Linked DNA regions of Mus musculus: all the other regions are linked to region 1. A link is a loop called in an ENCODE intact Hi-C map of the cell type or tissue named here. Cell type or tissue: left cerebral cortex. All regions are shown on one strand.

Region 1 (5,000 bases):
ACCCTCATCCTAGCTGCTTGGAAGCCAGTATTCTGCTAGCAGTCCTCAGATGAAGATGTAGAACTCTCAGCTCCTTCTGCACCATGCCTGCCCAGATGCTGCCATGTTCCCACCTTGATGATAATGGACTGAACCTCTGAACCTGTAAGCCAGCCCCAATGAAATGTCGTCCATAGAAGAGTTGCCTTGGTCACAGTGGATGTTCACAGCAGTGAAACCCTAACTAAGACAGCAGACAAACAAGAGGACTCCTTGCAGGAAACTCACTGAATGGTCATGGAAGGGTGACAGGTTCCAGCTGGCGTGACAGTGATCAAGCACCTTAAAGAGGAATAGCTTGGGGAATGCAGAGGATTCCTTAGTGATGGTGGCTGCACAGAGGGTAGGAAGGACTCTCAAGAAGCCATAAGCAGTCATATGAAGGTGGGAAATAAGGTAAAAATAAACCAAAACCAAAACCAAAACCAGAGCCGGGTGGTGGTGGTGCATGCCTTTAATCCCAGCACTTGGGAGGCAGAGGCCGGCGGATTTCTGAGTTCGAGGCCAGCCTGGTCTCCAAAGTGAGTTCCAGGACGGCCAGAGCTATACAGAGAAACCCTGTCTCAAAAAACAAAACAAAACAAAAAACCAACCAACCAAAACAAAAAACAAAACCCAAAAACAAACCAAAAACCAAAACCAGGAGCTCCATGAATTCTCAGAGATCCTTTCCTGGAGAAGGTTTTGCTATGCAAGAAATGAAATATAAAAAGAACTGGGTAACATGAGAGGGTTAGAGCCTGAGAAAGGAATTCCCTTGCTTGGTTAATATACACAGATTTTAACCAGCCTCTGGTGCCCAACAAATCCTCAACGTAGGCCTCCTCCTAGTCCCGTGATACCTGAGGTTATCTCAGGAAAACTCAAATGAGGGCTAGGGAATGTAGCGAAACAGAATGCTTACCTATCGAACAAATTGAACCCCTGGATTCAGTTCCGAGCCGCAAAGGATCCTGGCATGCTCAGGCACACCTGTAACTCCTAGTACTTGAGAGGTAGAGGCAGGAGGATCAGAAATTTAAAGTCATTCTTGGCTGCAAGGCAAGTTCAAGGGCAGCCTGTGCACATGAGTCCCTGTCTAAATTAAAAAGAAAAATCCAAATGAGAAACGCTTGTTTCTGTGTCTCCAGTCACCAGACTTCAAGGCTCCACTTTTGGTCACAAACTCCAAAGATGCCCTGTTTAGAAATCTTAGGTTTGACTAGCTTTCCCAAACAAAACGACTACTCTTCATTGTTATGAAATGTTACAGAATTCTCAAAAATATCTCAAAGTGCCTGGTATCCTAACAGCGAATACAGCGATGCCCAATTTGGTTTGTATGTCACCCTGGTCTAACCTAAAGGAGTAGTGCTGCCTTTTCACTTTCAACCACTCAACTACTGGTTAATAGGAGGGGGGAAAAAAAATACGAAAAACTGCCGTCACGAACAGGATTCGAACCTGTGCGGGGAAACCCCATTGGATTTCGAGTCCAACGCCTTAACCACTCGGCCACCGTGACTCCCAAAACTATGGTTGGCCGCGCGCTTACAGAAAGGGTCCGCACGGGTGACTGGGTGCGAGCGGACCGGTGCAGGGTCGCGGCCCGAGGCTCGTACCCAGAGCCGCTCCCTCCCTCGCACCTTCGCGCCACAATGCTTGAACCTGGGTCGAAGAATCGGGGCTCGCCAGCCGACTCCTAAAGCGGAGGCGACTGGCGAGACCCGAAGATCAGAGGGAGGAGACCCCTCACCTGACCCCCCCGGGTAGCACCAGGGGTGCTGGGTGCACCGGGACGAGGAGCGTCAGGGACACTCGTGGGTTGAAACAGGAATGGTTGGAAGGAACTTATTGGAGCGAAAGAGTTCCACGGGAACGTACGTGCCGGGGGCCACTCGGGGTTACGGGGCGGAGCTGCAGACCCGGGGCTCCCGGCTTCCCCGTGGAGTGGAACAGTAAGCCCCACTGCCGCTGCGAGACCAAGTCGGGGAGGGCTCCGCTGTCCTACAGCCGCGTCCTGCGAGACCCGGGGAAGCAGCCGGGCTGCCGCTGCGGGGAAGTCCGCCGAGCGCGCTCGGGCTCGCCCGCCTCCCACCGCCGCTGCTGCCGGGGTGTCCGCCGAGCGCGCTCGGGCTCGCCCGCCACCGCTACGCAGGGCCGCCGGCAGGGGGCGCTCCGCCGGCCGGGGCCCAGGCGGCGGGAGGCGGCGGTCGTGGCGGCGGGAGGCGGCGGGAGGCGGGCGGAGGAGGAGGCGGGAGCTGAGCTGAGCGGGGCGGGCGGCGGCGGGGCCCGAGCCCGAGAAGATGGCGGTGCGGAAGAAGGACGGCGGCCCCAACGTGAAGTACTACGAGGCCGCGGACACCGTGACCCAGTTCGACAACGTGCGGCTCTGGCTCGGCAAGAACTACAAGAAGGTACGCGGGCAGCGCCGCGCGGGGACAAAGGGCCCCTGGCCGCCGCTCCCGGGGCCGGCCCACCCTGCGGCGGCCGCCGCGCCCCTCCCCGAGGCCTCCCCGCGCCTCCCGCCCGCCCGCCCGCGCCCCTCCCCCACCCCTCCCCCACCGTGCCCTCTGCCCCGGTGCAGCGCAGCGGCGTTGGCGGGGGCGGCGGCGGCTCCGGGCGGCGGCCCGGGCCCGGCAGCCCTCGCCCTCCAGGCTGACCGGTGCCGCCGCGCGCCTCCTCCCCTCCGGTGTGCGAGCCGCGGGGCCCCCGCCGGAGCCCCGCGCCGAGCCAGACGCCAGAGCGGCCCAGGCCTCCCCGGTGGTGCTTTGTGTACGTCCTGAGACAGATGGCAGAGCAGGAGGGTAGACGGGCGCGGAGCAGGCCGTTGAAAAGCGTCTCTACCTGGGGAAATCACCTGTCTCCCAGGGTTACCCTAGTCTCCTTCTAAAGGGCTGCAAACCTCTCAGGGGACAGGACATGGCAGTCTAGGGCAGCAGCCCCTCCAACCCTCCTTTCATAATGAAGTCCTCTGCAAGCCAGCCAGCCTGGCATTGCTTTGGGTTTGAGGTCCAGAGGCTCGGATAAGCTTCATATCGCTAGTCCCCACCCCCACCCTGTAACTGGAAATAAGGATGGGGAACAAAAGGGTTCAAGAAGCCCTATCTATCTTTTTTTTTTTTTTTAACCAATTTTTATTCTTGTGTCTTCATGGTGTCTGGGCTTTTTTTCGTTTTTCTTTTTTGTCTTCGATATGGGCTGCTTCCTCACCAACCCCGGCTAAGGGTTCTTTTCCCTTGCTTTGTTTTACAGCCCCCAACTCTTGCTACTCCAGCCTTGCAGCCAGCCTGTCAGAGTACAGTGGACAGCTTCAGAAAGCTCCACTAATTCTGGTTTGAGTTTAGCCCTGAAACCATTTGGGGTCTCTCTGTTGGGTGTCAGACTCTTGACAAACAGCTGTTGGGTCTGTGACTTGTGTGCACCCTCAGCGTGAGGCTCTGGTTCCCAGTTTTCTGCCTTTGACCTTTTAAAGGGAGATCGGTCTAGGGTCTTGGTGTGAAGCCCCGAAGGCTTTGACAGCTGTGACCTGCTTCAGCTTTCAAGTGCTTAACTCTTTGTCATTTACTTCTCCCTTCACGGATCTCTTTATACCTCCCACCGAGAGGTGCTGACTCTAATTAGGGTAGAGGAAATAAGGGTCAAAAGGTAAAGAGAAAGTAGCTTCCTGGCTCAGTGAACAGAACAGAAAGGTAGGATCCCAGGTAGCAAGGTAGGTATGGTACGGAAGTGTTTGAGTTCACGGATTCCCGGCGGTTGTCTTACTACTTATTTATCAAGCTGGGTGGGTGGTCTGAGATCCTTGCTAGAGAGGAGACCCTACAATGCCAACCATGCCTGGCTTCAGTAGAAGCAAAATGTGCAGGCTTTAGTTTTTAAGTGAGCATGTCCTGCCTCACTCCCTTGCTCTCTTAACACACCATTATGGACGGAAGCCTAGTCTTTATCATGTTTCCCCCAAGAAATACATTGTTGTATCACTTAGAGACTCAAAGGGGTTTTTGTTTCCCTTGAGCTCCATCAACCTTCAGAATTTTTACAGTTGGTTGGAGGTGAGGTGCCGAGATAGCGGTGTCCTGCCATTCCAACGTCAGGGTACAGCCAAGGAAGAGTATAAAGCGTCACTCGCTGCCAGTCCTCAGTCCCGGTCACCTGGGCTGGTGGCAATAGGGTCCAGTCCCTCCTGAAGCCCTCTATATATAAACTAGACCTGTGGAGGGGAAGGCGCAATTCTGTCTGTTCCAGGTGCTTCCAGGAACTCACGGAGAGACGTGGGTGGTGGTAGAGAATTTATCTGGAATCTGTTTTTCTTCCCTTCCCTCCTTCCCAAGTACATACAAGCAGAACCGCCAACCAACAAGTCTCTGTCCAGCCTGGTGGTGCAGTTGCTCCAGTTTCAGGAAGAGGTTTTTGGCAAACATGTCAGCAACGCACCGCTTACTAAACTGCCGGTGAGTTCAAGGGGAGGGGGACAAATCCTCCGAACTGGGAAGAGGTTTTTCGTTTGTTTTGCTCTTTAAAAAAATTTTTTTTCTACGTGCCTGTAATCCAGAATTAGGGAGATTGAGACTGGCGAATCAAAAGTTGGAGACCAGACTGATCTATATAGCAATTCAAAGACAGTGTGTGTGTAGTACCATGTCGAAAAAGAAAAGCAAAACTCATCTTTTTCAAATTTCAAATTTTGGGGAGTTTTTTTTTTTTCCTTGTCCATCAATAGTCAGAGCATTACAGCTTGACCTAGCCCCCAGTTGATCATTCCTGTTATTTTAGAAAAACTTCACAACCCGTAGTAATCTGAGAATGTCAGGTTTAGTCCTGCAGTGTTTCTCTCTCTCTTTCATGGTTGTTCTTGGGGGCTGAAGAGATAGCTCAGTGGCTAAGAGCACTCACAGAGGACCTAGGTTCAATTCCTAGTACCCACATAGCAGCTTACAAACATCCCTAGCTTCCGTTCCAGGGCATCTGATGCCTTCTGAGCA
Region 2 (5,000 bases), 50 kb before region 1:
AAAGAAAGAAAAACATAAGAAAAAGAAAAGAAATTAAAAAGAAAAATACAGGGGCTAGAGAGATGGCTCACTGGTAACAGCATTGGCTGCTCTTCCAGAGGTCCTGAGTTCAGTTCCCAGCAACCACATGGTGGCTCACAACCATCTGTAATGGGATCCAATTCCCTTTTCCGGTGTGTCTGAAGAGAGCGACAGTGTATGCTCCCCCCCCATACATAAAATAAATAAATAAATCTTAAAAAAAGAAAAATATAATACAGATTATGCCACATAGCTTAGGAATCAAGTAGTCCACACAATCGAGGTATGTGTGTATGTGTGTGTGTGTACCTACTTCTCAGAATGTATTCCCATCACTTAGTGATTTATATTACAAAGAATTTACAATGATACTTTAAGTGTGGTCCATGTGATCCTGTTTGGCACACCTGGAGAAACTACTCTACTCTCCTTTGTTTCTTGACTGGACAGGAGAGAGTAGCTCAGGTCTTCAAGTCTCTTCGCCACTGAGACTTGCAGAAGGTGTAGGAAATGAAGGAGAACTGGGTGGAGGGGGAACATCCTGAGAGAGGAGACACTTGGAAAAGGGATGAGGAAAACACATCTTTCCTGGCTGGGCAGAATGGGGGACTTGAAGGGGCCAGTGGAAGGAAAGAAATGGATTCCTACCTGGAGAGGCAGCAGGGGGTCCCGTGGTCGCTTGTGGGGCAGTAGGGCTGTTGTCATTGTTCTGCACCTGCAGGCACAGATGAGATATACTCAGACCCTCCTCAACATCGTGCTGCCAGGCCTGGTCTGCCATCTTCTCTAACGCCAGGCCCAGAGACTCACCGATTTGTTGGGCGCCTGCTGCGTGTTATACTCTGGATTGGGCTCACTGAAATTAGGGACTTCGGAATAAACCATACAGAATCTGCAAAGAAAGGAGCAGAAGCCTTGGACCTGTCCAGCCAGGAGATGTGGACGGCACAGTCTGTGTTGCTTCCTTGTAAACCCTAACTTATCCACTTTGGGTTCCTGGCGCTTATCTCAACTGCTGAGACAACTTACTCTCCAATCTTCTGCAGATCGCCCCCACGGCCAGTGTACAGTGTCAGACAACCTTTGAACACTGAAGCATACCTGTGGGGTGAAGCAGGATTCGGTCTTCAGAAAAGTTGTAGGGACTTTTAACTACACCCTACCGCTGTTGCCACTAGGAGCCCTGCCTTACCCTTTGGTGAGTCGGATAATGTCCCCAGGTTGGATCAGGTTGCCCACATCGTCCCATACTGAGATGTTGATGCTGCCCGTTTTGTCTGCCACTTTACAGGTCCGAACCTCGTGTCCGTCCTTTGTCTTGGTCACCCGGCCTTTAAGGGAAGAAAGATATGAGAATGGAAATGAAGTCATACAGATAGTGGTGATGGTGAGAGTCCGGGTATTGGCTGAGTTAGGTAAAGGAACAGAAGCAAAGCCCACGTCCCTCCTTGATGGCGGGTTATGCGTGGGTGGGTGTATGGGGCGGTAGTGGAGATCCAGCACCATGGAGAGAGCCCCGAGTGGGATAAAGGCCCGCGTGGCATCAGGCCATTTAGTTTTACCTATTTTATACCTGTCAGCAGCTCCCTCTGCCAGCGCTCTAAGTGATTAGAATGAGCATGGAGGGGGAGCCTTCTCCTTGTCCAGGCAAGTTAAGAATGCAAGCGGTGGTCCCGTGTGCTCCCACTCTCCATGCTCCTCCCCCTTTGCTCCCACGAGTCCACTGCGCATGCATAGCCACCTGTCTCCAGTACAATGAAGATAAGATTCAGATTCTTGAGCCCGGGCTTGATATCCTTCACGAAGGTCTCGGTCGTCATGCTTCCCGAGCCGTGGCACCCCGCTGGAAGCGGAAATGGGAGAGGAAGGTTCAAGGCTCAGAGCCTTTGCCCCCATGCTCCCGCTCGGCCTACCCACCACAGCAGGCTGGAATCTGGCAGCCTCGGTCCCCCTCTAACCCTTCTGGGGGGTTAGAAACGAACTTCCCTGGGGGCCTCGTACTTCAAGATCAGAACTTATAGATCTCTGGGTAAGATGCTTAGGGGCTGGTAGGCCCTATGTCAGGATGCTTTCAGTCTCACGCTCCGAAGCCGGGAGGCTGAAGGAGACTCGGAGGGAACCCGATGCAGCTCCAGGAAACAGAATCTCACTCGGCAGATCTTCCTGAACCCGCATCCCCACAACCCAGAACTCGGTCCATCCCCTCCCCCACTCGCAGCCCACCACCCACCCAGCCAGCAGGCCGGACTGTGCACACCGCCGAGCCACCCGCAGGGGGAGCCAGGGGGCTGGCTGCCGCCGGATGCTGCGGAGAGGAACGCCGGAGCGCTTACATTCCCGGAAACGTCCCCTGACCTCCTCCAGCCAATAAGGTCCGATCTGCCTCCCAAAGCGCCCCACCTTCGGCCACCACCCATCCAATCAGGCTCCGAGATTCACTTGCCGCGAAGGGGGCAGTTTTAGGTTTTAAAGGAACCTTGCAGTGTATTAGTTCCGTAGAGGGAAAGATGGATGGACCACCAGGGGGCGCCCCAGATACCAATCCTCCCTTCCTCCCAAAGAATGCACTTTGGGCTCTTAAACATTTCATTTTCTCTTCAACTAGTGTCACAGTGGAAAAAAGGTCCAAGGGCGATGGAATGCAGCAGGAAAACGTTTTAGTTCCAGTCTGTTTCTTTGCTTGTTTTCTCGGCAATTCTTTTTTTTTTTTTTGCGGGGGGCGGAGGGAAGGAGTTTGAGACAGGGTTTCTCTGTGTAGCCCTGGCTGTCCTGGAACTCACTCTGTAGACCAGCCTGGCCTCCAACTTAAAAATCCACCTGCCTCTGCCTCCCAAGTACTGGGATAAAGGCGTGCGCCACCACTGCCCATTTTACACATGAAAATGGAAAGTTAGTTAAAAGCCAGTACCTTGGACATGGCAGGAGCTTACACATCATCTTTAATGTACCGAACGGTTCGGCTCAGGGCTCTGGGACAAGCAGCATTTTCGCCATAGAAAGATAATACGCAGATTCACTCTCCTTTGAAAGACGTTGAACCCGGAACATAAAAAGCAAGCCTCAAGCCAGGTGGACACTGGGGAGGCAAGAGGTAGGCGGATCTCTTGAGTTTAAGGCCAGCCTATCCTACATAGTGAATTCCAGGACAGCCAGGGCAACAAAGAGAAACCCTGACTAGGGGAGAGGGAGGGGAGGGAAGCAAGTTTGACTTGGTTCACAAAGGCACATCCGATTCCTGTTTCCTTATTTTATTGTATCTCAGAGACACCTAGAAGCTTAAGTTTCCTCTGGTACTCGTCATATTGTCTTCAAAGGAAGCAGCTAGCTCTGTATTCTCACGAATAAGCTAGTTACATATGTACTAATGTGAATTGCCCTTTAAAAAAGAGAGTATCTACAACAAATACTATTTGACACCAGATTAGCCTAAGAGGTAATGTAATTGCATTCCTTGTCTTGCTTCCCCGCTTACCTAACACAGAGCGCTTTAAACTCCACCACGACTCTCCTCGGGTTCTCTCCCACCCATTTCCCCTAACCACAGTGTTGCAGCCTTAGGAAATCAAATCCATTAATGTTTCGGGCGGTCTGAGTTTTTGAAGAGCCATCAGGAATACTACAAGAGTGTGTGGCTGGGAGGTGGACGACCCCTGCAGCACCCTAGATCAAAGCTTTGCGGTGAGACACTCCCTCCCTCTCCATCCTGCGGCCTCCTAAGTTAACAGCAGCATCCATCCCCATGACTGTGAGTCACAGGTCGGGAGGCTCCGGGATGCTGACCACAGCTCTGGAAACTGAAGGGCTGGGAGGACAGCAGGCCACGCTGCAGACCAGCTGCCCCGCGGCGACCTCGTCCCAGCGCTGCACCAGGTCTGGCACCCGAGCCGTGCACCACCCAGCACCAAGTAACTCTGCAAGGCGGGACACCCAGGGTCGCCCCGGAGCTTCACACCTGAAGCACATAGAGCCCTCCCTCCCAAAAGGCTACACTGTCCGTCCTAAGAACTTCCGGCCCAGAGCGGAGGCCCAGCTAGCCCCCGCCTCTCATAGGCCGCTCGCAAGGAGCATCCAGGCGCCGCCGAGTTAAATAGAGAGGCGGGGCTTGGTGACGAGCTTCCGCCCCGTTGCGTAGCAGCAGTGGGCGTGGCTAAGGGCTAACCCGAGACAGCGAGGAGTGGTCGGAACCTTCTTCCCCATCCTTACCTTCCCCTTCCCCTACGGGGAAAGGCTGAGACCGGGCACACAGTGTGCTACGCGGCCGCCGTGTCCTCAGCTGCAGCCAGGCCCCGCGTCCGGAGAAACCAGGCTGCGTTCCGGGTGGTGCGTAATGCGCCTGGGCGAGCTTCTAACCCTGGGGGGTTGGGGGGGAGAGGGGGCGAGGTCCCTGTGGATTGGTGCCTGGGTCCGAAGTGCTGGGGGTAGGGAGGAAGGGTGGAGAGGAGGAGGAAAATGGAGGAAGGGAGCTCAGCTGGGAGGAGTCGGGAGGTGAGCTAGCTGGGGGCTCTGGAGCTTTGGAAGATCCTCTGGAGTAGGGAGAGCCTCGGGAAGTGCGGGAGTGGCCTTGGGCCAGCCTGAGGACCCGGGAGGAGCTGATTGCTGGGGCTGAGGGACAACATGGAGTTTAAATGGCAATGATTGACAGGCCTGGAGGCGAAGGGAACGTTCTGGGGGCTAGCCTTGGCAGGGACCGCGGAACCCAAACCTCCGCCCTCCAAGCGCCATAGCTTGGCTTCTTTCCCATGCCTTGTCTTTGGCAGCCTTGTCTTTCTCTTTTATTCCTTCGCCGCTTCTCTCCCCTCCCGCCTCTCCGTGGAGGACTCTTACATTCCTTACATCTTTGACCCTGAATGATTTGCAGCCCCGCTCTCTGATACGCACGATCCATCCACTCGTTTAATACACTGGAAAGCCCACCCCAGTCCAGGAGGCAGGGCATTTGTGGGGTAGAGAGTGAGGGGGGGTGGGAGTAGGGGCAGGAG
Region 3 (5,000 bases), 82 kb before region 1:
ATTAAAAATAATTTTAAAAACATTTATTTTTATTTCTTGCGTTTGAATATTTCCGTGCATGTGTGTAAGTACACCAAGTGTGCGTAGTGCCTGGAGAGGCCAAAAGGCATTGGATTTCCAAAACCCAGGGGTTACAGATAGTTGTCTGTATTCCTAGCAGGGAACCAACCTCTGGCCCTCTGTATAAACAGCAAGCACTTTTGTTGTTGTTGTTGTTGTTGTTGTTTTGTCTTTTGTTTTTTGTTTTTTGGTTTTCGAGACAGGGTTTCTCTGTATAGCTCTGGCTGTCCTAGAACTCACTTTGTAGACCAGGCTGGCCTCGAACTCAGAAATCCGCCTGCCTCTGCCTCCCAAGTGTTGGGATTAAAGGCGTGTGCCACCACGCCCAGCACAACAAGCACTTTTAACTGCTGAGCTATTTTTCCAACCTCTCTCCCAAATTTATTATTATATATATTTTTTTTTCTTTTTTTTCTAAGTACACTGTAGCTGTCTTCAGACACACCAGAAGAGGTCGTCAGATCTCACTACAGATGGTTGTGAGCCACCATGTGGTTGCTGGAATTTGAACTCAGGACCTTTGGAAGAGCAGTCAGTGTCAGTGCTCTTACCTGCTGAGCCATCTCTCCAGCCCTTATTATTATATATTATTATTGTTGTTGTTGTTGTTGTTTGGCGGTGAGATTTGAGACAGAGTGATTTCTTTTCAATTTAACTTATAAACTACTTTTTTTTTTTTTAAATCTCACGTATGAATGTTTTACCCACCAAAAATTTCTGCAGTTGGAGTTACAATCCGCTATTAGTTGCTAAGTGGCTGCTGGGGATTAAACTTGGGCCCTTTGGAAGAGTGGTCAATGCTCGTTAACTAGCTGAACCACCTGCCCAGGCCCAACACTTTCTTGTTGGCTAATGGATATAGGCAGACCCGGTCCACTGTGGGTAGTACCATCCCTAGTCAGGTGGCCCTAAATTAGATAAGAGATCTGGTTAAGCTTGAGCCTGGGTTCATTCCTCCCTGGGTTCTTCGTTCAAGTTCAAGTCTGAGTTTCTGCCCTAAGTTTTCTCAAAGATGGACTAAACCCTTTCCTTCTTTTAGTTGGTTTGGTCATTGTTATCGTAGCAACACAAAGGAACTGGGGCTCATGATGTAGCCAGGACAGTTCTTGAATACACAATCCTCCTGCTTCAGGTTCCAGAGCGCAGGAATCTTATAAATGATTCACACCTGGCTCTAAAGCATCTTTTATAAATTGTACCCATCTATCAGTCTCCACTTTTCTTTCTCCCTCGGCCAACTGTCCCTGATTGGCTGCCTCTTTTGACCTCTCCAATGGGTGAGGGGGAGTTCCTCTCTACTGCCTTTTTACCGGGAGAAACAGTTACTACCCTAATCTGGCAGGGTAATTATGGAGTTGCTGTTGGGCTTAGAGGCCTTTCTTCAGCTGCCAAGTGTCCAGCTCTTCACGGAGGCTTCCTGAAGCAGGAGTCTTTTGAGATTTTTCTGCAGCTTAGCAATCTTGCTATTTTCTTTCTACCCAGTGGAGACTGGTTCTGGGGCCATCTATAAGTCTCGGGTCGCCACACTCCGAGTTTCCACTATCTCTGGGGTACTTGGGGGTGTGAGTACGGTCGGAGGCGTCCGCTCTACCGGAGCATTGTGGGCTGGGTGAGCTCTCGCCCGCTGTTTGGTCCTGGGCTCGGGAGTCACTGGGGGAGCGAGACCCGACTCCGTGCCATGGGCCTGCGAGAGACCCCTCGGGCCGCCCGACTGCAACGGAGGGCACAGCGCGGTCCGCTGGCGGAGCTGCGGAACCCGCGCGCGGGGTAGGGGGAGCCCGGGCCGCCCTGGCCGTCCTGGCGCGGGGCGAGGGCGCCGAGGCCTGGGCAGCCTGCGCGGACAGCGAGCACCCCGAGGCCCGGCCAAGGCTCGCCGCCAGGGAGCGCTGCGGGCTCCCGCTCGCCCGCCCCCCGGTAGGCGGGGCCGCCCTCTCCCCGCAGCCGCCGCCGCAGCCGCCGCCTGGGCCGCCCCGTGTCCCCGGTGGAGCCGCCGCCGCCGCTGCCGCCGCTGCCGCGAGCTCGATGCGGACGGAGCCTGGGCCGGGCCATGGGGATCCTCAGCATCACGGACCAGGTCAGCCCTCCCACCCTTCCCCACTTCCTCTTCCCAGGCCCCGGCACCGCCGCCACGCGAGCCCGGGGATGTGCGGCCTAGGCTGGGCCCGAGCCCGGGGTTCCCGCGGCTCCCGCCGCGCCCCACGCCGTGCTCCACTCCGTGGAGCGGGTGTCCTTGGGGGCCTGGCGACCGGTGGGGGCACGGCGGGAATCCGCTGCAGCCAGGACCCCTGTAGCGGAGCCCCTCCAGCGACGCCCCCCTCCAACCTGTGTGCTCCCCCACCTCCTGGTAACGCCGTGGCTCGGGCCCGCTCCCTGAAAGCTGGTTCTCCCTGCAGCCGCCCCTGGTCCAGGCCATCTTTAGCCGAGATGTGGAGGAAGTGCGTTCCCTCCTCTCGCAGAAGGAGAACATCAATGTACTGGTGAGTTGGGAGCAGGGAGGATGGCGAGCCGGAATCCGGAGGGGTTCGGGACCCCTCCCCACAAGTGGGGCGGCTCCGTTTCTCCTCTGCTCTGATGAAACTGCAGCTCTTTCTACCCAGAAATGGGAGCCTGCTCCGCATTTAAGGTTGGTCAGGCATGGAGCACCGATCATGGGTTCTGGGGATGCCCAGAAAACCCTGTCCCCTTCTCAACCATCGGGGTCTGCAGCGCCCCCACCCCTCCGGGAAGGAGTAGGTTTCTTGGTCGGTAGCCCTGACTCCACCCTCCCAGGATGCTGGCTTTTGAAGCCCGATATTGGGATTTAAGACCCTGCAGAAGAACCTAGAGGAAGGGAAGGGCTTGGAGTTCTCATACTAGAACTGGCGTTCAGGATAATTTCTCTCTACAGCTGCTTCTCTTTTCTGCCTTTCCAGGACCAAGAGAGGCGAACCCCATTGCATGCTGCTGCCTACGTAGGCGATGTCCCCATCCTCCAGTTGCTACTGATGTCAGGTGAAAGTGGGGAGCTGGGAGGTGCGGCATCTAGGGAGGGGAGAAGTCTTTTTAGATCCGAGGATTGATTGCTGGTGCTTGGTACAAGAATGGCTTTCTGTCCGTTCAGGTTCCCCACTCTGATTATTGGTTTCCTTCCCTCCCCCTCCTCAAATCCCAACAAAATAGCAAATTGTGTCCACACAGGTGCTAACGTCAACGCTAAGGACACACTGTGGCTGACCCCTCTTCATCGTGCCGCTGCCTCCCGAAACGAGGTACAGACCCTACCTCATTTCTCCCTTTCAAAAAGGATGGGCTGAGGGCTAGAGAAACTCAGTTCTCTGCCCTACAGACTCTTCTGCCCCACACAGGGAGGAGACCAGAGTTTGGCTTCTCCTTCCTGCCCCTAGAACTGGCTGGGGGGGGGGGGGCTGAGTGCTGCCAGCTGATGTGACGTCAGGGAGAGAGCTTAACACTGGGCTGGCAGACTGCGGGGGCCCTGCTGCCAGGCCTGAGTGACTCATCCCTCCCTGGGGGCCACCTTAAGTCTGATCCCCCTCTGGGCACTGAGATTTCTCTCCTTGTGATGGGGTGGGGAGTAGCAATTCTGTGTCCTTGCCCCTCGAGCAACATTTAAGTTGACTGCCTAAGGGCCCAAACTCATATGGAGTCCTGTACAATGGTGTTATCAACCCTGAAGAGGAAGGGAAGGCCTCTTTGATCTCCCATCACTTCCTTGGCTCCAGCTCCCAGGGGGAGAGAGCTTAAGGCCAGTGGGAATGGTGTGGGACATGTTTAACGGGAACATTGAATTTCGAAGGGGATCCAGTTATGCTTGTTTATTGGGGTTATATGATTTTGGTGTCTGTGGAAGGGCTAAGGGAAAGGATGTTTTTGCCATTAATACAGTGGGAGCCATTTGTTTTTCCTGGAATTAGGCTTGGGGTGTGTGGATTTGCCCAGGGTGGGTGTGAGTGGAGATTTTCGGGGACCTAAGTTGGAGGGTGGTAGATGCTAAGTGGCATGGGGAAGAGATCCCTGTTTTCCTCAGCAAAACAAAGATGTTTAAGCTCCAACAACCTCAGGTCTGGAGAGGCTAGGTGTGTAAAGGAAAGGAAGAGATACCATGCTAGGAAGATGGATGACTAGTCACCATACCAGCCCCTTCCTTCTGTCCTCTTATGTCACTTCCTGCTCCCCTCTGTCTTCTCTTGTCCCTTGCTCCACCACAGAAGGTGCTGGGGCTGCTGTTGGCACACTCAGCGGATGTGAATGCCCGGGACAAGCTGTGGCAGACACCACTGCATGTGGCTGCTGCCAACCGGGCCACCAAGTGTGCAGAGGCTCTGGCACCCCTGTTGAGCAGTCTCAATGTGGCTGACAGGAGCGGGCGCAGCGCTCTACACCATGCAGTACACAGTGGGCATCTTGAGGTGAGGAGCATTGCAGTCTAGACACAGTCTTCTCTCTGTTCCTTCTCACCCATAACTTACGTGCTTCCAGACCCAATGGGCAGGAGTGGCTCAGATAGTTATTTAGATACTGGGGCCCTGCCCCAGAGGAATGATTGTGTTAACCAGAGGGTTTTGTTGGGGGGGGGGGGATGTTTGTTTTTGAGATAGAGTCTCACTATGCATGCTTGTCTGGCCTGGAGCTTGCTATGTAGACAGCCTTGAACTTGAACTCACTGAGATCCCCCTGCCTCTGCTTTCTGAGTGCTCAGGTTAAAGGTACGCTAGCATCCACAGCTTATATTGAGTTTTTATTGATTTATTTTATATTTATTTTAAGCAGTGTGTTACAGGTGCTTGGTAAAGGCTGTGTCACTGAGCTACACTTTGAACCCATAGATTGAAATTCTTTTGTTCTAGTGTTGGCAATGGTAGGCAAGCGATAGACTGTTCACCTGTATACATTTTACCTTAAATAGCCTTGAACTTACTTTGTAGCCCAATTAATCCTGATAG
Region 4 (5,000 bases), 66 kb after region 1:
TTACATTACAATAGAAAATTTACAGTTATGAAATAGCAGTGAAAATAATTTTATGGCTGGGGTCACCACAACATGAGGAACTATATTAAAGGGTCCCAGAATCATGAAGCCGAGAGCCACAGGTCTAAAGGCAAGTTCTATCTGGGCATGACAGCCTACAGCTGCTTTCTGAGGCCCGATGCTACAGTGGGAAGATCAGTTGAGGCTGCCCTGGGCTCAGTGTCCAGAGCTGAACATGGAGATACGGTCCTTTCGGCTCACCCCATGGGCAGCTCAGGGGACCATGCTCTAGCTGAAACGGAGGTGTGGAAAGGCATCGAAAGAGGAATAAACCCCACCCAGGGAAAAAAAAAATCAAAGCTGAGGCAGTCCTCACCTTGTTCAGCCATTCGGCCTTTTCCACATCTGGGAAGCTGACCTGGCGGAGAAGAGACAGAAGGCAGAGGCAGTGATGAGCACACTTGACATCCACACTTCCTAAGAGGCTCATGGGATGCAGCATGTCCATCTGGCAGGGACTCCTCACACCCAGGGCTTGGGTGGCAAGGTTTCTTCCCTCCCTCTCCCCCACCACATTTTGTTGTTGTTGTTGTTGTTCTGACGACTTATTTTATGTACATCGGTGTTTTGCTTGCATGTATGTCTGTGTGAAAGTATCAGATCCCTTGGATCTCGCAGTGTGAGCTGCCATGAGGGTGCTGAACCCAGGACCTCCGGAAGAGTAGAGTCAGTGAGTGCCCTTAACCAGCGATCCATCTTTCTACCTCTCCCCCACATGCACGCTTTTTTTGTTTTAATGACTTATATGCATTGGTGTCTTGCCTACATGTATGTCTGTATGAAGGTGTCAGATCCCTTGATTCTAGAGTTACAGGCAATGTGAGTTGCCATGTGGGTGCTAGGAATTGAACCCAGGTCCTCTGGAAGAGTAGTCATTGCTTTTAACCACTGAGCCATCTCTCTACACCCCCCCCCCTTTTTTTTTTAAAGAAAGTTTGAGTTTATTAAGAGACAGTTTTAGCTGGCTACGGGGACACGAACATATATTGCCAACACTTGGAAGGTAAATGCAAGAGGGCAGGGAGTTCAAAACCAGTCTGGGCTATATGAGACTATGAGTTAAACAAAGGGGGAAAAAAGTTGTTTTTCTGTTTGTTTGTAGATAGGGTTTCAATATGTAGCCCTGGCTGACCAGGAACTCACTATAAAGACCAAGATGTCCTCCAGTTCACAAAAATCCACCTGCTTCTGCCTCCCAAGTGCTAGGATTAAAGGCGTGTCACCACGCCCAGTAAGAAAAAAGTTTCAACACAGATCCAAGCATACAATCCCGGGGGTGGGAGAATTCTTTCCTTAGAACTTGGGGACACTGAGGCTTCTTTAATAAGGGGAGTGGGTAGGATGTGGGGCCACATAGAGATGCTTCAGCTAGCTCAGAGATGCGAAATGGCAGCTTCTGGGGCCAAGGAGGGGGAGGGGGAGGAGTCTTGAAGAGAAGGGTACATTCTTTCAGGAGGAGATCCTGTCAAATCAGAACTCCGGGGAATCCTGGGATGAAGAAGTCCTAGTTCCTTTGTCCAGCCTTCCCTGCTCCCCTGGGACCGGGCGTGGGCTCCAGTATAAGAAGGTGAAGAAGAAACCAAACCCTGATAACCTAGAGACTGGCAGGAAGTCTTAGGCCTGGTGCGCTGGTGCGCTAGTGCCTGCGCAAGCCTCCGCACTCTCTCCCTCATTCCTTTCCTCCCTAGCTCCTTTCTCTTTCTTCCTGAGTGGGAAAGGACACCTGTGCTGTACACGGAGGTAGGGAGGTGTTGGGTTAATTCCAAGGATAAAGAGTAGCAATAACAGTTGCTACTTAGGGCACATGAAACCGTTTCTTCTTCTTTTCTCTCCAGGGAATGGCAAGTGTGACTGGTGTCTGCCTCTCTCTACCTGTCACCTCTAAGTGAGAAGAGTAGGGAGGGTACCCCAAAGGGGTTGGTAACCCGCTCAGCTTAGCAAGGTCAGAGGGAGGCATCTTTTCAGCCCAGGAGACAGGGTATAGTAATGAGGGCCTGGGTCGGCTGAGCAAACGAGCGAGCGAAGGCTGCTCACAGTCCGGAAAAGGGTGGGGCCGCCCTGGGTACGAGTAAAAAGGAGCAGCGGGAACTACAGCTGCCGCACTACCCTCTTCCCAGAACCTCCTCCTCCCTTAGCCCAGCAGCCCGGCTGGCTTGAGGCTGGAAGGCGACCGCGATAGGTCATTTCCAGGTGCTGGGACTCAGCGGAACAATGCTTGCAGGGCTGGGTCTCAGCGGGTACCTAGAGACAAGGCAGGAAACGGAAAACCCTAATGCCCTGAAGTAGATAAAAAGCCTTGAAAGCGCTAGCAAAGGCGGGGGAACCTCTGAGCCATCGCGGGGTGGGGGGTGGAGGGATCCCCAGAGGCAGCGCGGCAAAGGCGCGAGTGGCACCAGAAGTCAGGAGGAGCGAGCATTCTACACGCTTGGCTGGGAGCGGCAGCTCAGATGTACTGCTGTAGTCCGAGGAGACGGAGGAAGAAGTCCCGATTCCGTGGAAGGATCCGCTCTGCGGCAAGGGTGGGCGGGGAGAGTGGGTGGCCGCGTCCAGGAGTGGTGCGTCCCAGCACACAAGCGCTAACGGGACGATGCAAAGTCTGGGGGCCCGCTGTCCTAGGTGGGGGAGCTGACTTTGTAGGGTGGGAGAGCCCCAAGTTGAGGGGCTAGGAAGAGCTATACTGCACCAAGGGCTGAAGTGGTAACTCACCCAGGCAGGTAGTTCCCGGTGGCTCATATAAAGCGTCTCTGCGGTGATCCGCTCCTCGTCATCCAGCAGCTGCCTCGCTGCCCTCAGGCTCCGTTCTTTCCCATCGCGGACCCGGCGCCAGCCCAAGTACAGGGCGAGGCCGAAAAGCACGAAACCTACGCTAAGACCCGCTGCCCCTGCCAGGTACACCGGCACCAGCACCAACAAGCGGCGCCCGAAGGAAGTCAGCACCGCCAGGGCCTCGCTCGCCGCACCTGGGCCGGCAGGTGGGACCCCGGAGCCCCCGTCCCGCGTGGAGTCCGTGGCAGGGGGCTGCCCTGACGGCTCGGGGCTGGCGCCCTCTTCAGGGGAGTGCTCCATGGGGCAGCTTCTGGGAGTGCCCGCCCGAGCAGCTGCAGGCAGCTCAGTGTCTGGTCCAGCTCCCCCCCAGTAATATATGGTGCTCCCCCCGGGACCTCAAGCCCCGCCCCGCCCCTGCCTGTTGGGGCAGCGCCGCGTAGACTTGGGAAGCTAGAGAGGACTTGGGATGGCAGGGCCTCCGTGATTGGACCAGAGGGTCAAGATGGGAGGGTTGGATGGCGGGAAAAGGGGGGGAAAGAAACCAAAAGACAGTATTTGACTGGTCACGGAGAGAACGGGGCGTAGCGTCCCACTTAAGAGGCGGGAGCAGCTGCTCCTCCCACGTGGGATTGGAGCGCCTGTGGAGTTACGTCATGCAGAGCCGCTACTCTAATTACTGAGTTCAGAGTGAGCTAGAGTTGAGGGTGTATCTCTCCACACGTTCAAATGGTTTGGCAGGGTTTGGTCTGAATCTTAAATATTCTTTGTCAACTTTCCCAGCGTTTGATACTCAGAGAACGTTCGTTTTTGCCTCTAAGAATATTCTTTGAGTTTTTACTGGCTGCCCTTGCGAAACGTTAGGGAAATTAGACCGATTTAGAACGAAAGTCTAGGATGACCGACCCTGTCTAGCGGCCCTGTCTGTGCTGTCCTCAGTCCCCCTATCTTGTCCGTGAAAAGGAACAAGTCAGCGACAGCTGGGGCGTGATGAACATTAGAGTTCTAATACTCCAGTCTTGAAGAAGTGGGGTGAGGGGAGGAGATCGGTAGATAAGTGAGATTTTGTTTCTTTTTAGAATCCAGAGTTAGTCATCTCTATCATAGAGGGCCGATTAAGATTATAGTCAGGGAGGGGCGGTGTTCAACGGCAGCAGTAATTATTACATTTTGCAATAGTTTCCTGATGCTGACCAAAATCAGGTCGGGGAGGAAAAGGTCTGTTTGACTTACACTTCCATATCATAGTCCATCATTGAAGGGAGTCCAGGCAGGAACTGAAACCGGGCTGGAACCTGGAGGCAAGAGCTGATGCAGAGGCCATGGGGGGCGGGGGACGGGGTGCTGCTCACTGGCTTGCTAAACCGGCTTTCTTTCTTTCTTTCTTTCTTTCTTTCTTTCTTTAAGATTTATTTATTATATGTAAGTACACTGTAGCTGTCTTCAGACACCCCAGAAGAGGGAGTCAGATCTTGTTACGGATGGTTGTGAGCCACCATGTGGTTGCTGGGATTTGAACTCCGGACCTTCGGAAGAGCAGTCGGGTGCTCTTACCCACTGAGCCATCTCACCAGCCCCCGGCTTTCTTATAGAACCTAGGACCAGCAGCCCAGGGATGGCCCCCGCCAACCATGGGCTGGGCCCTTCCCTATCAATTAAGGAAATGTTCTACATAGAGGTTTGCCTACAGATCTTATGGAGGCTTCGTCTCAATCAACGTTCCTTCCTCTCAGACGACCCTAGACTATGTCAAGTTGATATAAAACTAGCCAGCACCCTTGGGAACATCTAGGACACTAAAATGAAGAATTCTGACAGACGGGATGGTACATAGCTGTAATCCCAGCATTTTGGAGGCTAAGGCAGCCTGAGATAAATAGCAGAAACAAAATAAAACAAAACAAAAGGAGGCAGGGGTTGGGGGATACAGAAAGGAGGGGAGGAGGAAGGAACAGGCTAGGAAGACAGCTCTGTTTATATAGCCCAAGCATGACGACCTAAATTCATTCCCCAGCAACCACAAGCAAAAGGCCTTTGCTCCACAAGCTTAGTGACCTGAGTTTAGATCTCTGCCATCCCGTCTGTAAAATCCAGATATGGTAGCTCACTGCTAGCAAGACACACACTCTCTCTCTTTCTCTCTCTCTGTCTCTCTCTCTGTCTCTCTCTGTCTCTCT
Region 5 (5,000 bases), 130 kb before region 1:
GATGCATCCATCCATCCTGGCGTATGGCATTCAATAAGCCATCCCTATTTGACTGAGATCTGTGTTAGGGTGATTTGAGCAGCGATTCCCAGACTCCAACAATTGGTTTCCAAGAACACCAAAGCACAGAACATAACCGAAGATGCAACCAACTGAGGCATGAGAGAGTTTCCCAGTAATGGCATATGACAAAGTTTCCTTGTAACATTAGTAACAGCACAAAACGGCAGGATAGACAGGCACCAGTTACCCAGGCTTTCACAGACATGACTATGGGGACAGAGCTGAGTTTTCAGTGTGTGTGTGTTTCATGTGCATGTCCTTTTTTTCTTTTTTATTGATTTTTTTTTAAAAATTTCATTTGCATTGGTGTTTGGTCTTCCTGTTTGTCTGTGTGAGGGTGTTGGATCTTGTGGAACTTGAGTTACAGGCGGTTGTGATCTGTTATATGGGGCTGGGAATTGAACCTGGGTCCTTTGGAAGATCAGCTGGTGCTCTTAACTGTTTTTTTTTTTTTTTTTTTTTGGAAATATTTATTTATTTATTTTAAGTACACTAGCTGTCTTCAGACACATCAGAAGAGGGCTTCGGATCCCATTATAGATGGCTGTGAGCCACCATGTGGTTGCTGGGAATTGATCTCTGGACCTCTGGAAGAACAGTCAGTGCTCTTAACTGCTGAGTCATCTCTCCAGCCTCTTCCTTTTTATTTTTAAAGACTAGTTTTCTGCTCTTCTGGAATTCACTCCGTAGACTAGGCTAATTTCAAACTGGGAGATTTGTCTGACTCTGCCCCCCAAGTGCTGGGACTACAAGGGTGCACCACCATGCCTGGCAGAGCCTATATTCCTAACTTTGCAAATCAAGTTCTAGTTTAAGCATTGGATGCCTTCTTATTTATTTATCATTAACGTTGTAAAGTTTCAGCAAACATTTCCATAACAGTCCGGATGCAACCAGGAAACTTTATTACATGAAAAAGTAGTCCTGGCAGGAGTGATGGACCCTTGGTTTAGAACATTTGCTCTTGCAGAGGCCCTGGGGTTGGCCCCCCGCACCCACATGGTGGCTCACAGCTGTCTGTAACTCCAGTTTCAGAGGATCTGACACTTTCTTCTAACTTGCGTGGGCAATGGACACTCATGTGGCTCACATAAACAAACAAACGTTTTTTAGAAAGAAAATGCAGACCAGCAGTATCACCCAGTGTCACATGCAGGTAGTTCTAGCTAAGCTAGAGGAGAGCTAGGAGGATACTTGAAATGATGAGTTGGAAACCAACCTATGCAATGAAACAAAAGCCTACTAGATTTTGTTATTGAATCACATGGGACAGCGGAGGCAGGAAGGTCTCAAATTCAAAATCAACCTGTAATATCTTTTTTTTTTTTAAATAGAGTTTCTTTGTACAGCCATGGCTGTCCTGGAACTCACTCTGTAGACCAAGCTGGCCTCAAACTCGAAGGTCCACCAGCCTCTGCCTCCCAAGTGCTGGGATCAAAGATGTGAGCCACCATGCCCAACTGACAATGTTTTAAAGAGGTCAAGCCCACAGCTTTGCCCATGCTAAGCAAGCGTTCTACCGTTAAGCTATGTATGCCCAGCTTAGAACTCTTTGCTGTTGAGAAAGAGCAGACACAAAATTCTTTACTATGATTTTTGTTTGTTTGAGGCAAGGTCTTGCTCTACACTGAGGCTGATACAGTGTGTCTACATAGTGCCAGCTCTTCTGGATTCTGTGACTCCCAAGCTGATGTTTAACTCGAGGACTTTCTGCTTCAACTTCCTAAATGATGAAATCACAAATATATACCACCATGAACAGCGTGATTTCACTTGACTTTTGCGACTCTGATTTTATATTAAAAAATAATGTTTTTAGTTTCTGTGTTTCTGTGTGAGTATGTGCACCTGAGCACGGGTGTCCATAGAAGTGGCAGAGCCCCGTGGAGTTGGAGTTATAGGTGGTTGTGAACCTCTTGGTGTAGTTCTAGAAATCAGACTTGGGTTCTTGAAAGAGCAGTACATAGTCTTAACTGCTGAGTCATCTCTTCAGCCCCTCATTTATTTTTCTGTTGTTTGCTTGCTTTTTGAGGCAGCGTTTCACTGTATAGTCCTGGCAGCCCTGGTCTCCGTGGCCTTGAATTTACCAACAACCACCTGCCTCTGTCTTCTGAGTTCTGGGATTAAAGGTGTGTGCCACCATGCTACATTTCTTTAAAATTTTATACATATATGTGAGTGTTTTTTACATGAACATATATATGCCGATGTGATGCACACAGGGGCTAGAAGAGGGAATCAGATTTCCTAGTTGGAGTTACAGGCGATTGTGAGCCATTAGATGTGGGTGCTGAAAATGGGACCCAGGGGCTGGTGAGATGGCTCAGTGGGTTAGAGCACCCGACTGCTCTTCTGAAGGTCCAGAGTTCAAATCCCAGCAACCACATGGTGGCTCACAACCATCCATAACGAGATCTGACTTCCTCTTCTGGAGTATCTGAAGACAGCTACAGTGTACTTACATATAATAAATAAATAAATCTTAAAAAAAAAAAAAAAAGAAAAAGAAAATGGGACCCAGGTCCTCTGTAAGAGCTGCAAGAGATCTTTTTTTTTTTTTTTTTTTTTAAAGATTTATTTATTTATATGTAAGTACACTGTAGCTGTCCCCAGACACTCCAGAAGAGGGCGTCAGATCTTGTTACAGATGGTTGTGAGCCACCATGTGGTTGCTGGGATTTGAACTCTGGACCTCAGAAGAGCAGTCAGTGCTCTTAACCGCTGAGCCATCTCTCCAGCCCTGCAAGAGATCTTAACTGCTGAGTCATTTCTCCTGCTCTTTGTAACTTTTTCTTTTTTTTTTTTCCTAAAGATTTATTTATTTATTTTATGTACATGAGTACATTGTTGCTATCTTCAGACACACCAGAAAAGGTCATCAAATCCCACTACAGATGGTTGTGAGCCACCATGATGTAGTTGCTGGGAATTGAACTCAGGACCTCTGGAAGAGCAGTCAGTGCTCTTACCCACTGAGCCATCTCTCCAAGCCCTCTTTGTAACTCTTTAAAAAGAGAGATGTTATTGCTATTTTACAGCCGCTCAGTGCTAAAGAACTTACCTAGCACACGCAAGGCTCTGAATTCCATTCTCAATAATGGAAAGAAAACACTGAAATAGATGTTATTCCTTTGATGGATTTTATTTCTCTTTCTTATTTTGTGTCAGGATCTCACCATGTAGTCCTAGCTGACTGAACCAGATCTCATTATTGCTGGGTTTTGACTTGTTGGTTGGTTGGTTTTTTTTGAGACAGGGTTTCTCTGTGTAGCTCTGGCTGTCCTGGAACTCACTCTGTAGATCAGATTGGCCTGTGTGTCACCACACCCAGCTTTGGTTTTGGCTTTTTTTTTTTTTTTAAGATTTTTATTTATTTATTTTATGTATGTGAACACACTGTAGCTATACAGATGGTTGTGAGCCTTCATGTGGTTGTTGGGAATTGAATTTTTAGAACCTTTGCTTGCTCTGATTGGCCCCACTCTCTGGCCCAAAGATTTATTTATGATTATAAGTACACTGTAGCTGACTTCAGATGCACCAGAAGAGGGTGTCAGATCTCATTACAGGTGGTTGTGAGCCACCATGTGGTTGCTGGGAATTGAACTCAGGACCTTCAGAAGACCAGTCAGTGCTCTTACCAGCTGAGCCAACTTGGCTGCCCTGGCTTTGACTTTTGAGATAGGGTCTTGCTTAGTACCTCTGGCTGACTTCCCACAATCCTCCTGCTTCAGCTGCACTGCTAGTTACAAGCATGTACCCCCACACCCAGAGATAAATTATTCTTTGTTTTATTTCTACTTTAAAAATGTTTTAAAGTTAGTTTATTTTTTTATGTGTATTGGTATTTTGCTTACATATATGTCTTTGTAAAGGTGCCATATCTCCTGGAACTGAAGTTAGAGACAGTTGTAAGGTGCCATGTGGATGCTAGGAATTGAACCCAGGTCCTTTGGAAAAACAGCTAGTGCTGAGACATCTCTTCAGCCCCCCACCCCCACCCCTTTTTGTGACACAGGGTTTCTCTGGCTGTCCTAGAACTTGCTTGGTTTACAAGGCTGGTCTTGAATTCAGAGATTGACATGCCCCTGCCTCAAGAATACTGAGATTCAAAGCATTTTCCATACCTGGTCTCATTATTCTATTTTATAGATAAAGAAGCAAGTTCAGAGAGGTTAAGTGGTCTTGCTAGTCAACAAGGAACCGAGAATCCATCTATGATCATCTTAGCCAGTGATCTGTCTGCTACACCTCACTTTAGGAAGTACAGTCTGCATGTATTCTCTAGTAGTTGTATAAAGTAGTATTTCTAAGATGTGTTTGCAAACCCCCCTGGGAGCTTGGATGTGCGAGTGCAGGGTTCTAACAATCACCAGTGTAGAAGCATTGCGTCCTCTGGTCCCCTTTTCCAGACTGTTTCTCATCAGACTCCCATTTTGAGGGTTAGGAAAGAGGATAGTCAGGGCTGAATTGTCTAAAAGAAGCAGCCTGATTTAGAGCTGGGTGCAGTAGTACATGCCTGTTGCCTGAGTTTTTCGAAAGGATGAGGCAGAAGGATTGCTTGAGTTTAGGAATTTGAAGTCAGCCTGGGCAATAGTTTAAGACCCTGTTTCTTCAAAATATTTTAGGGTTGAGGTTGTAGTTCACGTGTTTAATGCTCTCCTAGTATTCATGAGCTCTGCTATCTTGTTCACCAAAGTCATTTCAGCTGCTACACCGTTCTCTCTCTCTCTCTCCCTCTCTCTCTCTCTGTCTCTGTCTCTGTCTCTCTCTTCCTTATCTGTATATGTTCTAGGGTGGGTGTCTCCAGTTCCTTACGTCAGTTATGGATGTGCAAAGGTTTTACAGATGGGCGAAACTGCATAGTTCTTATCTTTTAAAGTACCTTTATAGCAACACATTGTGCTGATGTCTCCAGGAGACTGCAGACAGTGATT
Region 6 (5,000 bases), 77 kb after region 1:
CCCCTTGCTACCCATATCAACACTTCTGATCAAAATTAACCAACTCACCCAACATGAGGTTCTTTCTCCCTTTCCCTTTCTGAACTGCCATTTGCCTACGGGCCATGTCTGTCTCCTCTCCATCCAGAGACAGTCCTTTGTCCTTTGTCCCTCTGGGGCAAATAAATCTCCTTTGTAGATGGTCTAGTCGGCCATCATTGAGAAGAGCGGCCCCTTGGTCTTGCAAACTTTATATGCCCCAGTACAGGGGAATGCCAGGGCCAAGAAGTGGGGGTGGGTAGGTAGGGGAGCAGGGCAGGGTGAGGGTACAGGGAACTTTCAGGATAGCATTTGAAATGTAAGTAAAGAAAATATCTAATAAAAAAAAGATAACATATTTTACAAAATAAAAAATAAATCTCCTTTGTGTTGAGAACTTGGTCTTGGGTGTTTCTGGTTCCTGTCCTTTCACTGACCACATGGCTTCCCTTGAAGACAGTAGGACATTCCCTCTGTGGTGATCCTCCTCTCTGCAGAACATATGCTGGTTGGAGCCCCAACTCTGATGGGTCCATGACTTCTCTGATCAAACTGACAGGGAAGAGTGAGTGGAGTGCTTGCCTGGTGAACTGACTTGTTTTATGTCAAACCTGCCCCAAATTAGAGTCATCAGAGGATGGAGCCTCAATTGAGAAAATGCCACTATAAGACCCAGTTGCAGGACATTTTCTTACTTAGTGATCAGTGGGGGAGGGTCTAGCCCATTGTGAGTAGAGCTATCCTCGGGATTGTGGTCCTGAATTCAATAAGAAAGCAGGCTGAGCAAACCAGTAAGCAGCATCCCTCCATGGCCTCTGCATCAGCTCCAACCTCCAGGTTCCTGCCCTGTTTGAGTTCCTGCCCTGACTTCCTTCAGTGATAGACTACAGTGTAGAAACGTAACCCAAATAAACCCTTTCCCCAACTTGCTTTTGGGTCATGGTACTTTGTCACATTAATAGAAACCCAAACTAAGACCCCTGCGTACCCAAAGCCGTGGGTCCCATCCCCAGCACCACATAAAACCAGGTGCGGTGGTGGCATACACCTGTAATCTCAGTCAGTACTCAAGAGGTAGGGGTGGGAGGATTAGAAACTCAAGGTCAGTTTGGGTTACCTGATGACAAGTGTCTGTGAGCTGCCTGACCTTTCCAGAGTTATCCATCATCTCCTGGTCCTCCAAGACCTAATAGACCCAGGGCCAAAGTCCTGGCTGAGCTGAGGGAGAGAGACGGTGGACTGCAGGGGGTGGGGGTGGGGGTTAAAGCAATTTTGAGGAAACACAGCTCCAAGCCAGATAAAAATCACCAGCTTGTGCTGTTTGAATGAGAATGGCCCTATAAGCTCATGGATTTGAATGCTTAGTCACCAGGGAGTGGCACTGCTTGAAAAGGATTAAGAAGTGTGGCCTTGTTAGAGGAAGTGTGCCACTGAAGATGCACTTGGAAAGTGCTAAAGTCCATGCCAAGCCTACACAGAAGGATGTAGCTCTTAGCTATTTATCCAGCACCAGCCTCAAGGGCTGCCAACCCTCCATGATATGACGGGCTAAACTTTTTTTAAAAAGATTTTATTTATTTATTACATATATGTCTATATGTTAGTACACTGTAGCTGTCTTCAGACACACCAGAAGAGGGCATTAGATCCCATTACAGATGGTTGTGAGCCACCATGTGGTTGCTGGGATTTGAACTCAGGACCTTTGGAAGAGCGGTCAGTGCTCTTAACAGCTGAGCCATCTCTCCAGCCCAGGCTAAACTTTCTAAAACTGTAAGCAAGCTTCCCGTTAAATGCTTTCTTTTATAGGAACTACCTTGGTCATTATGTCTCTTCACAGCAATAGGACAGTAACTAAGACGCACAGCTACAAACCTAATCTCTCTCTTCTAACCAACCCTACTTCCCCTGCTAAGCAGAAAAACACAAGACTCAAAATCTATTCTGCATCAAAGAGTAATATTAAGTTTTACTTCCCTTTCTCTGCTGCCCCAGGCCTGGCAGGATCTAGACTTCCTGAGCACAATTCTCTCTTTTACCCAGGCTCTCCACATTCACACATGTGAGCAAGTAGAAACAGAAGAGGATGGGTGATCTGCTTGCTGGGACTACCATCACTGCAATGTGAGGAACTTCCTTAGTTGAAGGACTCCCCACACACCAAAACTTGTACCACACCTCAGTAAAAGAAAAGGCTCTTGTTGAATAGACCAGCTGAGCTCCGGAGGTACATGCATTTCTAACTTTTTCTTCCTCGACCCACCACATCATGAGACCTTCACATAGACATTATTATATGGTGCACAGAACATTTTTCAGGCCGGTTTTGTCACAGATCGGATTCAGGAGCCACGGGGTGCTGTGCCTTAACCGCACAAACAGGGTGGGGCCCCATCTGTTGTCAATTTTGTGCCTTAAGCGCCACCTGGTGGTGATAAACTGTAATAGGCCGCGTCTCATGACCAAGGCTTGAACTGAGTACCTACACTTCCTGGTTGTGTGTATAAACTTCGGCGGGAAGCACGGGGTTGGAGGTGGTATTTGATCTCAGCACACTCTGGAAGACGGAAGAGGAAACAGGATTTGATGAACCTTTCTTCTGTACTCCTTTTCAAAGGTTTGATGAAGCGTTCTTCTGTGCTCATTTTTAAAAGCTACTGTCAGTCGGATAGTGCTGCTGCCCTGGATGACTCTATATAGGTTTATTACAGTCAAGAATCAAGTCTGCCATGGCCTGGAGAGATGGTTCAGCGGTTAAGCGCACTGACTGCTCTTCCAGAGATGCTGAGTTCAATTCCCAGCAACTGCGTGGTGGCTCACAACCATCTGCAATGGGGTCTGATACCCTCTGTCTGTTGTGTCTGAAGAGAGCAATGTGGGGCTGGAGAGATGGCTCAGCAGTTAAGCGCACTGACTGCTCTTCCAGAGGTCCTGAGTTCAACTCCCAGCAACCACATGGTGGCTCACAACCACCTGTAATGGGATCTGGTGTCCTCTTCTGGTGTGTCTGAAGACAGAGACAGTATCTTCATTCACTCACATACATAAAATAAATAAAGTTTTTAAAAAGAGAGAGAGAGCAATGGTGTACTTATATACATAAAATAAATAAATAATTAAAAAAAGAAGAATCAGCCTGCCTAATTGAATGTTGGCCCCATTGCTTATTAATTGCAGAAACCTAGCAGAATGTACTTGTATGTATATGTATATATATATATATATATATATATATATATATATATATATATATATATGCCTGGTACCTGAGGAGGCTGGGAGAAGGTATCATTCCCCTGGAACTGGAGTTAAAGTTGTGAGCATCTGTTCCAGATTCAGTCTTTATGTGATCTAGACTTTCTTGTACCCCAAGGCGCCTTGGAACCTGCTATGTAACTGAGGCTGTTTTGAATTCCTGATCCTCTGGCTTCAGCCTTTCAAGTGCAGGAATTACAGGTGTGAACCACCACACTCAACCATGGTTTTAAAAGTAAGTGTGCATGCGGTGTGTGCTTGTCCACGAGTGTGCATGTGCATAGCTAGAATAACAGGTGATTGTGAGCTGCTGACTTGGGTGTGCAGAGAACCAAACTCAGGTCCTTTGAGTGGACAGTTGTGGGAAGCCACATGTGCCGTTGCAGAGTGGCACTGACTACTGCTGGCCACCATGCATAAGTTTGGACAAACAACCAATGTGTACATATGCAGTAAAGTTTTTTGCAAAGACACTCCCTGGCCCGGGCATGATAATGAGGCTTTGAGAGTATGACCAATCAGATGTGAGACATGCAAATGAGGTATGATAATGAGGCTCTGTGAGGTACAGAGAGTAGCCAATCAGATGAGGAACATGCAAATGAGGCGTAGTGCATAACCAATCTGGGTGTGAGACACGCCTCTCCTAGGCCTATATAAGCAGCACCAGTTCTGGGCTTGGGGTCTCTTCGCCTCTGCAATCAAGCTCTCCCAATAAACGTGTGCAGAAGGATCCTGTTGCAGCATAGTTCTTGCTGGTCGAGTCCAAGGAGCGCAAGAGACAGTGTTACTAACTCCTCTGGGGGAGACACACATTCTAAAGTTCCAAAGACAAACCAAGGTACAAGACAGTGTTACTAACTCCTCTGGGGGAGACACACATTCTAAAGTTCCAAAGACAAACCAAGGTACAAGTCCACCAAAAGTTCACCGGGGAACCAGTAGACTCTTAGGCTTACTTACAGAGCAGCGAGTGAGAGTTACAAACAGGAGCACAGGTGACCTTAAAGCAGCCACCCTGGAAGGTCTGAACCCAGGAGGGATGATGGCTTCTCCAGATGCATAGAGAAGGTCCCTTCCCCTCAGCCTTTCCCACTTATATCCTCTAGCCCCTCCCCCAAGAACCATGAGTCCAAGGCAATTAGGGCAGAATTGCATGCCATTGGTTGGCAGGACTGGCTGGATACTCAGGTGAGGGTCCCATGACCTTCCTGCCTTCTAAGAGGGAAGGAAATGGTCAGGAGGCCCAGCTGTGATGAGCTTCTGTGAGTAGGCCCTGGGAGAATGCTTGAAGATGGTGGTAGTTTGGTTCCTGTACAAGAACAGCAGGCACTCATTGTCAGGACAAATGGGCTCACTGAGATGCCTGTTAACATAGCAAAGGGGACTCAGACCACCAGTCTCCCTCAGGACTACTTTTTTTTCTTTTTTCTTTTTTTTTTTTTTTTTTGAGACAGGGTTTCTCTGTGTAGCCCTGGCTGTCCTGGAACTCACTCTGTAGACCAGGCTGGCCTCGAACTCAGAAATTCACCTGCCTCTGCCTCCCAAGGACTTCTGTTACAGGGTCCTCCTGGCTGGGCTGGTATACCCTGACACCTACCTCAAACTCTCCAGCCCAGAGGCTGGCCTGCTCTTCCCCCCAGCTTCTCCGATTCTTATATAATGCCATTTTGGCTACGCATGTCTCTATCACTTGCCCCTTGTCTGTTTTTTGTTTGTTTGTTTGT

Evidence for each region. A loop is a pair of places that touch in the nucleus more often than their neighbours do. Peaks named below come from ENCODE experiments on the same cell type or tissue, not always from the same donor. Only the 100,000 strongest peaks of a DNase experiment are listed, where the experiment ranks them.
Region 2: it touches region 1 in a loop (5-fold over the local background); 24 of 42 quality-filtered maps call a loop at or near these places.
Region 3: it touches region 1 in a loop (3-fold over the local background); 23 of 42 quality-filtered maps call a loop at or near these places.
Region 4: a loop joins it to region 1, with 7 times the contacts of the local background. A loop is called at or near these places in 16 of 42 quality-filtered maps.
Region 5: it touches region 1 in a loop (5-fold over the local background); 20 of 42 quality-filtered maps call a loop at or near these places.
Region 6: a loop joins it to region 1, with 4 times the contacts of the local background. A loop is called at or near these places in 16 of 42 quality-filtered maps.

Annotation. Positions count from the first base shown.
Region 1 is chr10:128,457,003-128,462,002 of GRCm38, forward strand. It overlaps Smarcc2 (SWI/SNF related, matrix associated, actin dependent regulator of chromatin, subfamily c, member 2), which reads left to right and starts at 2,313. Exons shown (of 29, transcript NM_001372395.1): 1 at 2,313-2,435; 2 at 4,350-4,469. The coding sequence starts at 2,325. It overlaps n-TScga2 (a tRNA gene), which reads right to left and starts at 1,543; the gene lies at 1,462-1,543. It overlaps Mir8105 (microRNA 8105), which reads left to right and starts at 1,678; the gene lies at 1,678-1,766. In left cerebral cortex, a CTCF peak has its summit at 2,145 (motif pointing right); DNase peaks (open chromatin) are centred at 1,534, 2,139 and 2,903; H3K4me3 peaks cover 2,765 bases; H3K27ac peaks cover 1,902 bases.
Region 2 is chr10:128,407,485-128,412,484 of GRCm38, forward strand. It overlaps Nabp2 (nucleic acid binding protein 2), which reads right to left and starts at 2,366. Exons shown (of 7, transcript NM_027257.2): 1 at 2,252-2,366; 2 at 1,763-1,864; 3 at 1,214-1,352; 4 at 1,051-1,122; 5 at 832-913; 6 at 670-736. The coding sequence starts at 1,841. It overlaps Rnf41 (ring finger protein 41), which reads left to right and starts at 4,132. Exons shown (of 7, transcript NM_001164237.1): 1 at 4,132-4,341. In left cerebral cortex, a CTCF peak has its summit at 2,474; DNase peaks (open chromatin) are centred at 1,532, 1,728, 2,445, 4,124 and 1 more place; H3K4me3 peaks cover 3,255 bases; H3K27ac peaks cover 2,643 bases.
Region 3 is chr10:128,375,116-128,380,115 of GRCm38, forward strand. Ankrd52 (ankyrin repeat domain 52) reads left to right here and starts at 2,009. Exons shown (of 28, transcript NM_172790.2): 1 at 2,009-2,134; 2 at 2,454-2,537; 3 at 2,973-3,051; 4 at 3,238-3,308; 5 at 4,266-4,466. The coding sequence starts at 2,108. In left cerebral cortex, a CTCF peak has its summit at 1,922; DNase peaks (open chromatin) are centred at 1,884, 2,630, 2,986, 3,544 and 1 more place; H3K4me3 peaks cover 2,699 bases; H3K27ac peaks cover 2,388 bases.
Region 4 is chr10:128,522,698-128,527,697 of GRCm38, forward strand. Esyt1 (extended synaptotagmin-like protein 1) reads right to left here and starts at 3,162. Exons shown (of 31, transcript NM_011843.2): 1 at 2,767-3,162; 2 at 377-418. The coding sequence starts at 3,126. In left cerebral cortex, a CTCF peak has its summit at 3,113 (motif pointing left); DNase peaks (open chromatin) are centred at 2,154, 2,555 and 3,390; H3K4me3 peaks cover 2,469 bases; H3K27ac peaks cover 1,280 bases.
Region 5 is chr10:128,329,984-128,334,983 of GRCm38, forward strand. No RefSeq gene overlaps it. Among named protein-coding and RNA genes, the nearest start is that of Cs, 5.2 kb to the right of the region's middle. In left cerebral cortex, no CTCF peak of the experiment used is centred here; no DNase peak of the experiment used is centred here.
Region 6 is chr10:128,534,013-128,539,012 of GRCm38, forward strand. No RefSeq gene overlaps it. Among named protein-coding and RNA genes, the nearest start is that of Esyt1, 11 kb to the left of the region's middle. In left cerebral cortex, CTCF peaks have their summits at 1,640 (motif pointing right) and 2,451 (motif pointing left); a DNase peak (open chromatin) is centred at 2,440; H3K4me3 peaks cover 363 bases; H3K27ac peaks cover 408 bases.